Linked DNA regions of Homo sapiens: region 1 is linked to region 2. Evidence: chromatin contacts called from ENCODE Hi-C or POLR2A ChIA-PET data. All regions are on one chromosome and are shown on one strand. Each heading gives the region's core, a stretch centred on a gene start or an enhancer-like site at or near the end of the contact. The rest is flanking DNA. Distances are from core to core; before and after follow the strand shown.

Region 1 (6,537 bases), core at 3,334-5,833, 210 kb after region 2:
AACTGAACAAAGGGGTCTCTCTGGGAAGCTCAGATTCCAAGTGAATAGACAAGAGCAGAGCCTGAATGAGCAAGGGCCCAGTGCACAGAAAGTTATTATAAAAATGCCAGCTATAGCTGAGAGTGGTGGCTCACGCCTGTAATCCCAACACTTTGGGAGGCCAAGGCAGGAGGATCACTTGAGGTCAGGAGTTCGAGACGAGCCTGGCCAACGTGGTGAAACCCCATCTCTACTAAAATACAATCGCTCTGGAAAAGTTTGACAGTTTCTTATGAAGTTAAATATACACTTCCCATATGACCCAGCCGTCACCCTCCTAGGTGTTACCCTGGAGATGTGAAAATTTATCGCCCACATGAAAGCCTGCATGAAAATATTTATAGCAGTTTTATTCCTAATAATCTCCAAACACAGAAGGTGTTCCAGAACCTAATGTCCTTGGACTGATGAATAGCTAAACAGGCCATAGTTCATCCACATGATGGAATACTACTTAATAATAAAAAGGAACTAACTCCGGGTTCACACAACAGCATGAATGGCTCTCCAGTGTATTCTACTGAGGAAAGGAAGCCAGGCCAGGCGTGGTGGCTCACACCTGTAATCCCAGCAATTTGGGAGACCGAGGTGGGTGGATCGCTTGAGGTCAGGAGTTCAACACCAGCCTGGCCAACATAGTGAAAACCCATCTCTACTAAAAATACAAGAATTAGCTGGGTGTGGTGGCGGACACCTGTAATCCCAGCTACTCGGGAGGCTGAGGCAGGAGAATCGCTTGAATCCGGGAGGCAGAAGTCGCAGTGAGTCGAGATCATGCCACTGCACTCCAGCATGGGCAACAGAGTGAGATTTCATCTCTAAAATAAAATAAAATAATAAAAAATAAAAATAAAAAGTAGCAAACGTGCATGTGGGCGGAGAATGTACACACTTATATATGCATGTACTTCTGGAAGGGCACAGGAAATGAAATGAACAATTGATAAGAGATTAAACCTTGGGGTTGGCAGACTGGGGTCCCCAACTCCCACACCCTCTCCCTGTGGTCCTTGGGCAAGCCCCTTCCCCTCTCTAGCCATCTATAAAACATGCATATCAGCCAGGCATGATAGCTCATGCCTGGAATTTCAGCACTTTGGGAGGCCAAGGTGGGAGGATTGCTTGAGCCCAGGAGTTCAAGACCAACCTGGGCAACATAGGGTGACCCTGTTTCTACAAATAATTTTTAAAATTAGCTGGGCATAGCGGTGCACACCTACAGAAGGCTGAAGTAGGAGGATTGCCTGAGCCAGGAGGCAGAGACTGCAGTGAGCCATGATTGCACTACTGCACTCCAGCCTGGGTCACAGACTAAGACTCTGTCTTAAAAAAAAAAAGGTCTTTCTTCCTTTTTTTTTTTTTTTTTTTTTTTTTTTGAGAAGGAGTCTTGCTCTGTTGCCCAGGCTGGAGTGCAGTGGCACGATCTTGGCTCACTGCAACCTCCTTCTCCCGGGTTCAAGTGATTCTCCTGCCCGAGCCTCCCAAGTAGCTGGGATTACAGGCACCCGCCACTATGCCCAGCTAATTTTTTGTATTTTTAGTAGAGACGAGGTTTCACCATGTTGACCAGGCTGGTCTCGACCTCCTGACCTCGTGATTTGCCCGCTTTGGCCTCCCAAAGTGCTGGGATTACAGGCATGAGCCACTGTGCCCAGTCAAAAGGCCTGCTTTCCTTTCTCTCTCTCTCTCTCTCTCTCTCTCTCTCTCTCTCTCTCTCTCTCTCTCTCTGTCTATTTTGAGATGGAGTTTTGCTCTTGTTGCCCAGGCTGGAGTACAATGGTGCAATCTTGGCTCATTGCAACTTCAAACTCCTGGGTTCAAGCGATTCTCCTGCCTCAGCCTCCTGAGTAGTTGGGATTACAGGCATGCACCACCATGCCCAGCTAATTTTTGTATTTTTAGTAGAGATGGGGTTTCAACATATTGTCCAGTCTGGTCTCAAACTCCTGACCTCAGGTGATCCACTTGCCTTGGCCTCCCAGAGTGCTGGGATTACAGGCATCCAGCCAAAAAGAACTTTCTTTCTTTTTCTTTCTTTCTTTCCTTCTTTCTTTTTCTTTCTTTCTTTCTTTCTTTCTTTCTTTCTTTCTTTCTTTCTTTCTTTCTTTCTTCTTTCTTTCTTCTTTCTTTCTTTTTCTTTCTTTTTTCTCTCTTTCTCTTTCTCCTTCCTTCCTTTCTTTGTTCTTCTTCTTCTTTTTTTTTAACAGAGTTTTGCTCTTATTGCCTAGGCTGGAGTGCAGTGGCACAATCTTGGCTCACTGCAACCCCCACCTCCTGGGTTCAAGCGATTATCTTGCCTCAGCCTCCCAAGTAGCTGGGATTAGAGGCACGTGCCACCATGCCGGCTAATTTTGTATTTTTAGTAGAGTCAGGGTTTCTCCATGTTGGTCACGCTGTTCTCAAACTCCCGACCTCAGGTGATCCACCCACCTCTGCTTTCCAAAGTGCTGGGATTACAGGCGTGAGCCACCATGTCCGGCCCTTTTTCAATTTTTTTATTATTTTTATTTTTTTTATACAAGGTCTCGCTCTGTCACCCAGGCTGGAGTGCAGTGGCATGATCTTGGCTTACTGCAACCCCTGCCTCCCGGGTTCAAGCGATTCTCCTGCCTCAGCCTCTGTAGTAGCTGGGACTACAGGCACCCGCCACCGCACTCGGCTAATTTTTGTATTTTTAGTAGAGACGAGGTGTCACCATATTGGCCAAGCTGGTCTCGAACTCCTGACCTCAGGTCATCCACCCGCCTCGGCCTCCCAAAGTGCTGGAATTACAGGGGTGAGTCAACGCACCTGGCTGGGATCTATCTCATGGGGCTGCCCTGAGGCCTTCAGATCACTCAGCAGGTAGAATGTCTGGCACTGACCCTGGCACAGAGTAAAAGCTTAGGGAAGGGGAGAGAGAAAGGGTGGCAGGTCTTCCTGTGCAACCTGAGGAACTTCACTTTTGTCCTGGCCTGAATGATCAGGTCCTGTACAGCTGTCCCTGATTTATATCCTAACTGTCCCTTCTATGCTTGCTCACCCCCCAGGGCCTGTTCTTTCCCCCACCCCCACCAGGGCCCTTACACTGACTGTTCCTTCAACCCAATGCCCATACCAACATGTGAGCAGAGTTTTCATGTCTTTACCCTCCCTAAAGGCAAGGTTGGTTGCTGAATTCATGTATGTATCTCCAGTGCCTAGTACAACAAGTTTGTTGAGCAAATAAATGGGTGGAATAGATCAGGAAAGAATAACAGCTGCATTATTAGAAAACTTACCGTAAACAGACATGATTGCTAGTGCCATGCCAAGCCATATTGGGACCTCAGGCAAAAGGAAAAGTCAGAAAGGCTGGTTCTGCCTTTATTTACATTTTTGATATTTTGTTCATTGTGGATTTTGGCATACATTTTGATTTCTTAAAACATTGCATCGATTTTTTTTTGAGACAGGGTCTTGCTCTGTCACCTAGGCTGGAGTGCAGTGGTGCAATCATAACTCACTGCAGCTTCGACCTCCTGGCCTCAAGTGATCCTCTCACCTCAGCCTCCCAAGTAGCTGAGACCACAGGTGCCATTCTCTCTCTCTCTCTCTCTCTCTCTCTCTGTTTCTCTCTTTCTCTCTCCCTCTCTCCCTCTTTCTCTCTCAGAAACGGGGTCTCACTATGTTGCCCAGGCTCATCTTGAAATCCTGGCCTCAAGTGATCCTCCCACCTTGGCCTCCCAAAGTGCTCAGATTACAAGCATGAGCCATTGCACCTGGCCTGAAATATTATTTACCTTGATTATTGAGTTTTTTGGTGCCCCTTTAAGTTTTGCACCTGAGGCTGGTGCCTCACCCAACTCACATTAGCCCCTGCCCTGATTATTTCTAACATGCAATCCACACCATATCATTAGTTCCTCAGCAAATACTCTACTATTATCACTACTTCACAGTTGCAAAAACTGAGGCACAACTGTGCCCAATGTCCCAAAGGAAGGAGAAGAAAAATCTGAACTTGAACCCCAGTTTCTTCGTTTTTTGGTTCAGAGCCTGCCCAGTATAGCACTACAATAAGCTGAATTTTATAAATTGGGTTTTGAGTTAAGGAATCAAAAGCTTCAGGCTTAAGTCCCACCTCTGCCCCAGAGTCTTCTGAGCCCTCCATTTTCACAGACGTCAGTTGCCCTAGGTGGAACTGGACTTTAATATTCTCCACATCCCTTATTTTTTCCCAAAACAGTTTACCAGCTTTTTCTTTCCTGAACCAGGAGCAATAGCAAAAATTGGGAATGGGAAGAAACAGGTACCAGCCAGGACACCTGAACGAACTTGGAGCTCAGGAACCCAGGAGGGGATTGGAGAGAGTGGGGAGACTCCATGGTCCACAATGAATGCTCCTTCCCCATCCGAAAAAATCCCCTAGCCCAGTTTTTGGGCAGATGCCAGACTTTTATTCTGAAGCGTGGGCCACAACCTATGAGGTAATCTTTGGAGCTTCATTCTGAGGCGGAATCCCATTGGCCAGTTGGGGAAGCCCCTCCCAGGATTCCTGGCGCTCCGCCTTCCCTGAAGCCTATAAAAGCGCAGGTCCCCGCCTCGGCAGCCACGGGACACCTGCATCTGCCAACAAGACTGGAAGCAGGTGAGGCACACAGAGGGGGAGGCCCGCAGCTGCGTGGGAGGAGGGGTGGTCTGAGGGACGTGGGATGCCGGGAATGAGGCTGGTTTGCAGGTTGGCGCATGGACATTTTCCCAGAAAGGGACAGAGACGGCGAAGTTTGACGGTCTGGAAAGCAGAGACCAGCAGGGCTGACTGCTTGGGAGGTAAGTTCTGGGGACATGGTACAGGGTGAGGAGCAGGTATCAGTGCTAGTTGCGACCCCTCTGTGTCTCCCCCCCGCCACCCCATTGCCATTCTGAAGCTCCCCAGGAAGAAGCTAGGAGGGGAAATAAATTGAGTGGGGGTGGGGTTTCCCAAGAATCGGAGGAACCGAGAACGAAGAGGGGTGGGGGAACGGGGAAAGAGAGAGGAAAATCAAGTTTTCTTCAGCACGAGGGACAGCTCTCCACCGACCGAAGGAGGAGAATGCTATTTATTTCAGCACCAAATATCCGGACAGCGCCTCTCGGGAGGTCCGAGAAGAGAACCGCGATCTGTTTCAGCACCGGGGCTCAGGACAGTTCCCAGCGGGCTCCGTTTCGTCTCCAGAACCCTGGACAGCTCCTCCAGGTAACGGGAGAGCCCTTTGACCCTGATTTTGCAGGGGGAGGACGAGAGAGGGTGGTCTGAGGTGCCTGGCATTTCTGGAGACCTGCACCTCATGTAATGGATTTTTAAACAAAGTATTTTCCAGATAAGCACACACAGAAGTCTGCAATTTTCTTTTTTTTTCGAGACGGAGTCTTGCTCTGTCGCCCAGGCTGGAGTGCAGTGGCACGATCTCGGCTCACTGCAACCTCTGCCTCCTGGGTTCAAGGGATTCTCCTGCCTCAGCCTCCCGAGTATCTGGGATTACAGGCACATGCCACCACTCCCGGCTAATTTTTGTATTCTTAGTAGAGACGGGGTTTCACCATGTTGGCCAGGCTGGTCTCAAACTCTTGACCTCTTCATCCGTCCACCTCAGCCTCCCAAAGTGCTAGGATTACAGGCGTGAGTCACTGCGCCTGGCCCAAGTCCGGAATTTTCAACAGGTAAGATACCTCACTGGGGTAACAGCTGCCTGCTAAGATGACATTATGGTGTCTCTTCCAGACTTCGGTGAGAAACCTTGTGCCAAGCATTTTACATACATCATATCATGCCATCTTCAACCCTAGGACATGGGTGTTACTGTGCCCATGTGACATTTGGGGAACCCAAGGCCCTGAGAAAGGCAGAAAAATAACCCACGCAGGGACTCTCAGCCCACAAGTGAAGCTGTAAGTCAACCCCACCAGTCCAACTCCAAATCCCATGTCTCTGACGTGCCTGGGTGGGAGGTGGGCCCTTGGAGATCAGACCCTGCTTCTCTCCAGGAGAACCGGGAATGGAAAACAGGGAGGCAGCACAGAGGCAGGAAACTCAGGTGTCATAGCTTGGCTCAGGTGAGAAGGAGGAGCTGGGCAGGGGTCTCAGACATGGGGCAGAGGGTGGTGAAGAAGATTAGAGTGGCTGTGGTCTAGTGCTGTGTGGAAGACTAGTGATTTTGTTGTTCTGATGTACTACGACAACAAGTCACAGCCGGCCTCATAGCGCAGACTCCCTTCGACCTTCGCCTTCAATGGGCTGGCCAGTGGGGGAGAACCGGGGAGGTCGGGGAAGAATCGCTTCCACTCGGAGTGGGGGGGCTGGCTCACTCCAGGCGATACAGGCACAGGCAAAGGAGGGAAGCAAACAAGGACATACATCCTGTGCTCATACAGCCATGCACCATGTATGGGGTTTGTCACATCACTCGTACGCCCCCACAAGCCTGGAGATAGAACATACCTGACTCTAAACCCAAGACCTCTAACCACCTTATGGCGCTTTCCTGGGAGACCCAATGA
Region 2 (6,906 bases), core at 1-2,500:
AGGGGACGCTCGCGGGGTCTGCATGGCGAGGGCCAGGCGACAGGAGGAGGTGACGCCTGCGGGCAAGGGGCGGCGAGGTGAGCGGCCTGCAGTCCCGCTCGTGGCCACAAGACGGCGGGCGAGAGCAGCAGACGCTCCTTCAAATCCCAGAAAAATTCCTCACGGGGATAATAATTAATAAAAACAATAATGGCAATAATAATAATAATACACAGCACTGATTTAATTATCAGAACAACTTTATGGCCACGTGTGCGTGAAAGCCCAGGAAACGACTTCAAACAAAACTGCATTCGGTAATTTAAAACTAATAATAATTATTATAATAATAGATACAAATATCCTAAAACATATATTTAAAAATGCAATCGCAAAATACATGCATAAAAATACTTAGAATTAAAACACAAAAATATTAAACTCAAAGGCTAAAAAAAAAAAGAGTCAAAGGCTCTTGGAATTTTATAAGCCACAAGCTGGCTGTGTGTGGTGGCTCACGCCTGTAATCCCAACATTTTGGGAGGCCGAGATGGGAGGATCATCTGAGGTCAGGAGTTCAAGACCGGCCTGCCTAACATAGCGAAACCCTGTCTCTACAAAAAAATACAAAAATTAGCCAGGTATGGTGGCCTGTGCCCGTAATCCCTGCTACTGGAGAGCTGAGGCAGGAGAATCCCTTGAACCCAGGAGGTGGAGGTTGCAGTGAGCCAAGATCGCACCACTGCACTCCAGCCTGGGCAACAGAGCAAGACTCCATCCAAAAAAAAAAAAAAAAAGCCACAAGCTGGGAATGACAGTACTACATAACCACAGAATCACAGAATATTCCCCATGCCAAGGGCCTCTGTGACCCTGGTAGATCTGACCTCCTTCCCAAATCCAGCCTTTTCATTCTCCGCTTGCACACCTCCATGACAGGCACCTCACTACCTCTCACGGGGGACTGCTTCCCACTCCCATTCAAGGTAACTTTGCAGAAACTTCTAGGTGTGTGGAGTGGAGACACTCTCCCATCCAGGTAATGACATAGCAGCGGAATTCACCCTCTGAACCCCCGCCCTCCATGCTGAAGGTCCCAGTTCAGAGCACCCCCTACCAGAAAGGGGTACAGTCCAGGTCCCGGAGCCCCGAATGAGAAGTTCAGCAGCCTCGTCCTTCTGGGAAGTATTGGGCAAGCTCCGAGCCCATTTTCCTGTCTGAGCAGCAGGGGTATCCCCCAGCCCTGCCCTGGCCTTCTGGCTCAGGGATTCTGAGCCCCCAGAGGTGAAGGTGATTCGCGACAATCGGCCCTGGGGTGCCTGCCCCCTCCAAAAACAGGAAGACCTCGCATAGCGCGGCTGGACTTCCTCTTCACGACCCTGAGCTTCCAGGATTTGTGACTCAGCGAACACCCGGATTCCACGTGTGTTCAGGGCACGGCCCTGTTTCCTTCAGAATTTCCTTCCCTGGCTCCTCCCCTGCTCTACAGCCTCCTGTGGCTCCCAGGGACCCCTGAGTCCAGGCCCCAGCCTCTCCCTGGGATTCAAGGCCCCTGACCTCAGACCCCACTTCGGCCTACCCTCCCCTCATGCCACGGGCCTTTCTAGCCCCCTACCCCAGAACCTAACTAAGAGCCCTGTCTGCCCTGTGCCTTTAAAAAAAAATGGCTAAAATATATATAACATAAAAGCTGTCATCTTAACCATTTTCATTTAACTATTATTAGTAGTATTATTATTTGAGACAGAGTCTTGCTCTGTCGCCCAGGCTGGAGTGCAGTGGTGCCATCTCAGCTCACTGCAACCTCCCCCTCCCGGGTTCAAGCGATTCTTCTCAGCCTCCCAGGTAGCTGGGACTCCAGGTGCATGCCACCATGCCCGGCTAAATTTTTTTGTATTTTTAGTACACATGGCGTTTCACCATGTTGGTCAAACTGGTTTTGAACTCCTGACCTCATGCTATCCACCCACCTCGGCCTCCCAAACTGCTGGGATTACAGGTGTGAGCCACCATGCCCAGCCTCCTTCATTCTTATTATTTTTTTGAGATGGAGTCTCGCTCTGTCACCCAGGCTGGAGTGCAGTGGCATGATCTTGGTTCACAGCAATCTCTGCCTCCCAGGCTCAAGCGATCCTCCCGCCTCAACTTCCCAAGTACCTGAGACCACAGCCACGTGCCACCACGCCCAGCTAATTTTTGTATTTTTAGTACAGATGGGGTTTCACCATGTTGGCCAGGCTGGTCTCGAACTCCTGACCTCAGGTGATCCACTCGCCTTGCCCTCTCAAAGTGCGAGGATTACAGGTGTGAGCCACCACGCTCGGCCACCTTTTGGTTTTTTGACAGTCGCCATCCTAATGGGTATGACATGCTGTGTCTTTCATCTTGTGTTTTATCAGAATAATATTTAATTCTAGAAACTATTTCTTTAAACATTAAGAGACAGGGTCTGGCTCTGTTGCCCAGGCTGGAGTACGGTGGCACAATCACCACTCACTGCAGCCTTGAACTTCCAGGCTCAAGCAATCCTCCTACCTCAACCTCCCGAGTAGCTAGGACCATAGGTGTGCACCACCAAGCCTGACTTTTTTTTTTGCCGGGGGTGGGGGACGCAGGGGAAGGTGGACAGAGTCTCACTCTGTCACCCAGGCTGCGATGCAGTGGTATGATCTCGGCTCACTGCAACCTCCACCTCCCAGGTTCAAGCAATTCTCGTGTCTCAGCCTCCTGAAAAGCTGGGATTACAGGTGTGCACTGCCACGCCCGGTTAATTTTTGTATTAATTTTGTAAAGCACTTTGTGAGGCCAAGGCAAGAGGATCACTTGAGCTCAGGAGTTTGAGACCAGCCTGGGCAACATAGCGAGACACGCCCCCATAATCTCTACAGAACATAAAAAATTAACCAGGCATGGTGGCACGTGCCTGTAGTCCCAGCTACTTGTGAGGCTGAAGCAGGATGATTGCTTGAGCCCAGGAGTTCAAGAATGCAATGAGTTATAATTGGTCCACTGTACTCCAGTCTGGGCGACCGAGTGAGACCCTATCTCAAAAAAAATAAAATTAATTTAAATTAAAACAACGACAAAAAAACACCTAGCAAACATAAAGCACTTGCTAGGTGCCAGGCATTATCATAAGTACTTAAATTAACTCATTTAATCTTCACAGCACCCCCAAGGGGTGAGTGCTCTTTTTTTTTTTTTTTTTTTTTTTTGGAGACAAGAGTCCTGCTCTGTCGCCCAGGCTGGAGTGCAATGGCGTGATCTCGGCTCACTGCAACCTCAGCTTCCCGGGTTCAAGCAATTCTCCTGTCTCAGCCTCCCAAGTAGCTGGGATCACAAGTGCCCGCCACCATACCCGGCTAATTTTTGTATTTTTAGTAGGGATAAGGTTTCACCATATTGGCCAGGCTGGTTTTGAACTCCTGACCTCAGGTGATCCACCCACCTCGGCCTCCCAAAGTGCTGGGATTACAGGCATGAGCCACTGCCCCCGGCCAATTTTTGTATTTTTAGTAGGGATAAGGTTTCACCATATTGGCCAGGCTGGTCTTGAACTCCTGACCTCAGGTGATCCACCCGCCTCGGCCTCCCAAAGTGCTGGGATTACAGTTGTGAGCCACGGTGCCCGGTGGGCCCTTAACTGTTTTTAAGTACACACAGTTCACTAGCATTAAGAACATCCACATAATTGTGCACCCATCACCACCACCATCTCCAGAACTTTCTCGACTTCCCAAACTGAAATTCTGTCCCCATGAAACACTCACTCCTCACCCCCCTCCCCAGCCCCTGGCACCTCCCATCCTACTGTCTCAGTGAACCTGATGACTCTAGGGACTTCCTAGGAGTGGGTCACACAGTGTTTGTCCTTGCGTGTCTGGCTCTCTCACTGAGCGGGATTGCCTCAAGATGCATCCACACTGTGACCTGTGTCAGGGTTTCCTTCCCCTTTTTTTTTTTTTCTTGTTTTGAGACAATATCGCTCTGTCTCCCAGGCTGGAGTGCAGTGGCACGATCTCAGCTCACTGCAACCTCCGCCTCCTGGGTTCAAGCGATTCTCCTTTCTCAGCCTCCCAGGTAGCTGGGACTCCAGGTGCACGCCACCACGCCCGGCTAATTTTTTTTTTGTATTTTTAGTATACATGGGGTTTCACCATGTTGGTCTGGCTGATCTTGAACTCCTGACCTCATGCAATCCACACACCTCGGCCTCCCAAAGTGCTGGGACTACAGGTGTGAGCCTCCATGCCCAGCCTCCTTCATTCTTATTATTTTTTTGAGATGGAGTCTCGCTCTGTCACCCAGGCTGGAGTGCAGTGGCATGATCTTGGTTCACCGCAATCTCTGCCTCCCGGGTTCAAGTGATCCTCCCGCCTCAACTTCCCAAGTACCTGACACCACAGCCACGTGCCACCACGCCCAGCTAATTTTTGTATTTTTAGTACAGACGGGGTGTCACAATGTTGGCCAGGCTGGTCTCGAACTCCTGACCTCAGGTGATCCACCCGCCGTGGCCTCCCAAAGTGTGAGGATTACAGGTGTGAGCCACCATGCCCGGCCACCTTCCAGTTTTTTGACATACCCATCCTAATGGGTATGACATGGTGTGTCTTTCATCTTGTGTTTTATCAGAATAATATTTAATTCTATTTCTTTACACTTTTTTTTTTTTTTTTTTGAGACAGGGTCTCACTCTGTTGCCCAGGCTGGAGTGCAGTGGTGTGATCTCGGCTCACTGAAAGCTCCGCCTCCCGGGTTCTCGCCATTCTCCTGCCTCAGCCTACCGAGTAGCTGGGACTACAGGTGCCCACCACCAAAAATTAGCACCCGGCTAATTTTTGTTGTATTTTTTAGTAGAGAGAGGGTTTCACCATGTTAGCCAGGATGGTCTCAATCTCCTGACCTCGTGATCCGCCCGCCTAGGCCTCCCAAAGTGCTGGGATTACAGGCATGAGCCACTGCCCCCGGCCAATTTTTGTATTTTTAGTAGGGATAAGGTTTCACCATATTGGCCAGGCTGGTCTTGAACTCCTGACCTCAGGTGATCCACCCGCCTCGGCCTCCCAAAGTGCTGGGATTACAGTTGTGAGCCACGGTGCCCGGTGGGCCCTTAACTGTTTTTAAGTACACACAGTTCACTAGCATTAAGAACATCCACATAATTGTGCACCCATCACCACCACCATCTCCAGAACTTTCTCAGCTTCCCAAACTGAAATTCTGTCCCCATGAAACACTCACTCCTCACCCCCCTCCCCAGCCCCTGGCACCTCCCATCCTACTGTCTGGGTGAACCTGATGACTCTAGGGACTTCCTAGGAGTGGGTCACACAGTGGTTTGTCCTTGCGTGTCTGGCTCTCTCACTGAGCGGGATTGCCTCAAGATGCATCCACACTGTGACCTGTGTCAGGGTTTCCTTCCCTTTTTTTTTTTTTCTTTTTTTGAGACAGTCTCGATCTGTCTCCCAGGCTGGAGTGCAGTGGCACGATCTCAGCTCACTGCAACCTCTGCCTCCTGGGTTCAAGCGATTCTCCTTTCTCAGCCTCCCAGGTAGCTGGGACTCCAGGTGCACGCCACCACGCCCGGCTAATTTTTTTTTTTTGTATTTTTAGTATACATGGGGTTTCACCATGTTGGTCAGGCTGGTCTTGAACTCCTGACCTCATGCAATCCACCCACCTTGACCTCCCCAAGTGCTGGGATTACAGATGTTAGCTACCATGCCCAGCCTCCTTCATTCTTATTATTTTTTTGAGATGGAGTCTCGCTCTGTCACCCAGGCTGGAGTGCAGTGGCATGATCTTGGTTCACCGCAATCTCCGCCTCCTGGGTTCAAGCGATCTTCCCGCCTCAGCCTCCCGAGTACCTGGGACCACAGGCGGGTGCCACCATGCCTGGCTAATTTTTGTAATTTTAGTACAGACAGAGATTCACCATATTGCCCAGGCGGGTCTCGAACTCCTGACCTCAGGTGATCCACCCACCTTGGCCTCCCAAAGTGCGAAGATTACAGGTGTGAGCCACCACACCCGGCTATCTTCCAGTTTTTTGACAGTAGCCATCCTAATTGGTGTAATATGGTCTGTCTTTCATCTTGTGGTTTGTTTTTTTTTTTGAGACGGAGTCTCGCTCTGTCACGCAGGCTAGAGTGCAGTGGCACGATCTCGGCTCACTGCAAGCTCCGCCTCCCGGGTTCACGCCATTCTCCTGCCTCAGCCTCCCCAGTAGCTGGGACTACAGGCTCCCGCCACCACCACGCCCAGCTAATTTTTTGGATTTTTTAGTAGAGACGGGGTTTCACCATGTTAGCCAGGATGGTCTCTATCTCCTGACCTCATGATCCGCCCACCTCAGCCTCCCAAAGTGCTTGGATTACAGGTGTGAGCCACAGCACCCGGCCTCATCTTGAGTTTTATCAGAACAATATTTAACTCTAGAAACTATTTCTTTAAACATTGTTTTAAGAGACAGGGTCTGGCTCTGTTGCCCAGGCTGGAGTACAGTGGCACAATCACCACTCACTGCAGCCTTGAACTTCCGGACTCAAGCAATCCTCCTGCCTCAGCCTCTCGAGTAGCTGGGACCATAGGTGTGCACCACCATGCCTGGGTTTTTTTTTTTTTTTTTGGGCAGGGGGGAGGGAGCCGGGGAGGGGGGAAAAGATTCTCACTCTGTGGCCCAGGCTGGAGTGCAGTGGCTCACTACCGGCTCACTACAACCTCCACCTCCCAGGTTCAAGCGATTCTCGTGTTTCAGCCTCCTGAGAAGCTGGGATTACAGGAGTGCACTGCCACGCCCGGTTAATTTTTGTATTAATTTTGTAAAACACTTTGGGAGGCCAAAGCAAGAGGACTGCTTGAGCTCAAGAGTTTGAGACCAGCCTGGGCAACATAGTGAGACACCCCCTCACAATTCCTACAGGA

The links. A loop is a pair of places that touch in the nucleus more often than their neighbours do. ChIA-PET counts read pairs that join two places held with the same protein, here RNA polymerase II (POLR2A). Pooled maps may share reads with other maps.
Region 1: a map of gastrocnemius medialis shows a loop between it and region 2 (3-fold over the local background). The contact joins the promoter of MIR7-3HG here to the promoter of SEMA6B in region 2. A Hi-C loop is called at or near these places in 1 of 168 maps with a recorded cell type or tissue (gastrocnemius medialis) and 1 of 50 pooled maps. POLR2A ChIA-PET finds 5 or more read pairs at or near these places in 1 of 52 experiments (GM12878).

What each region holds. Positions count from the first base shown.
Region 1 is chr19:4,764,522-4,771,058 of GRCh38, forward strand. MIR7-3HG (MIR7-3 host gene) reads left to right here and starts at 4,584. Exons shown (of 3, transcript NR_027148.1): 1 at 4,584-4,830; 2 at 5,109-5,236. MIR7-3 (microRNA 7-3) reads left to right here and starts at 6,149; the gene lies at 6,149-6,258. RefSeq lists a silencer at 5,016-5,310.
Region 2 is chr19:4,558,434-4,565,339 of GRCh38, forward strand. SEMA6B (semaphorin 6B) reads right to left here and starts at 1,251. Exons shown (of 17, transcript NM_032108.4): 1 at 1,097-1,251; 2 at 1-56. The coding sequence starts at 24.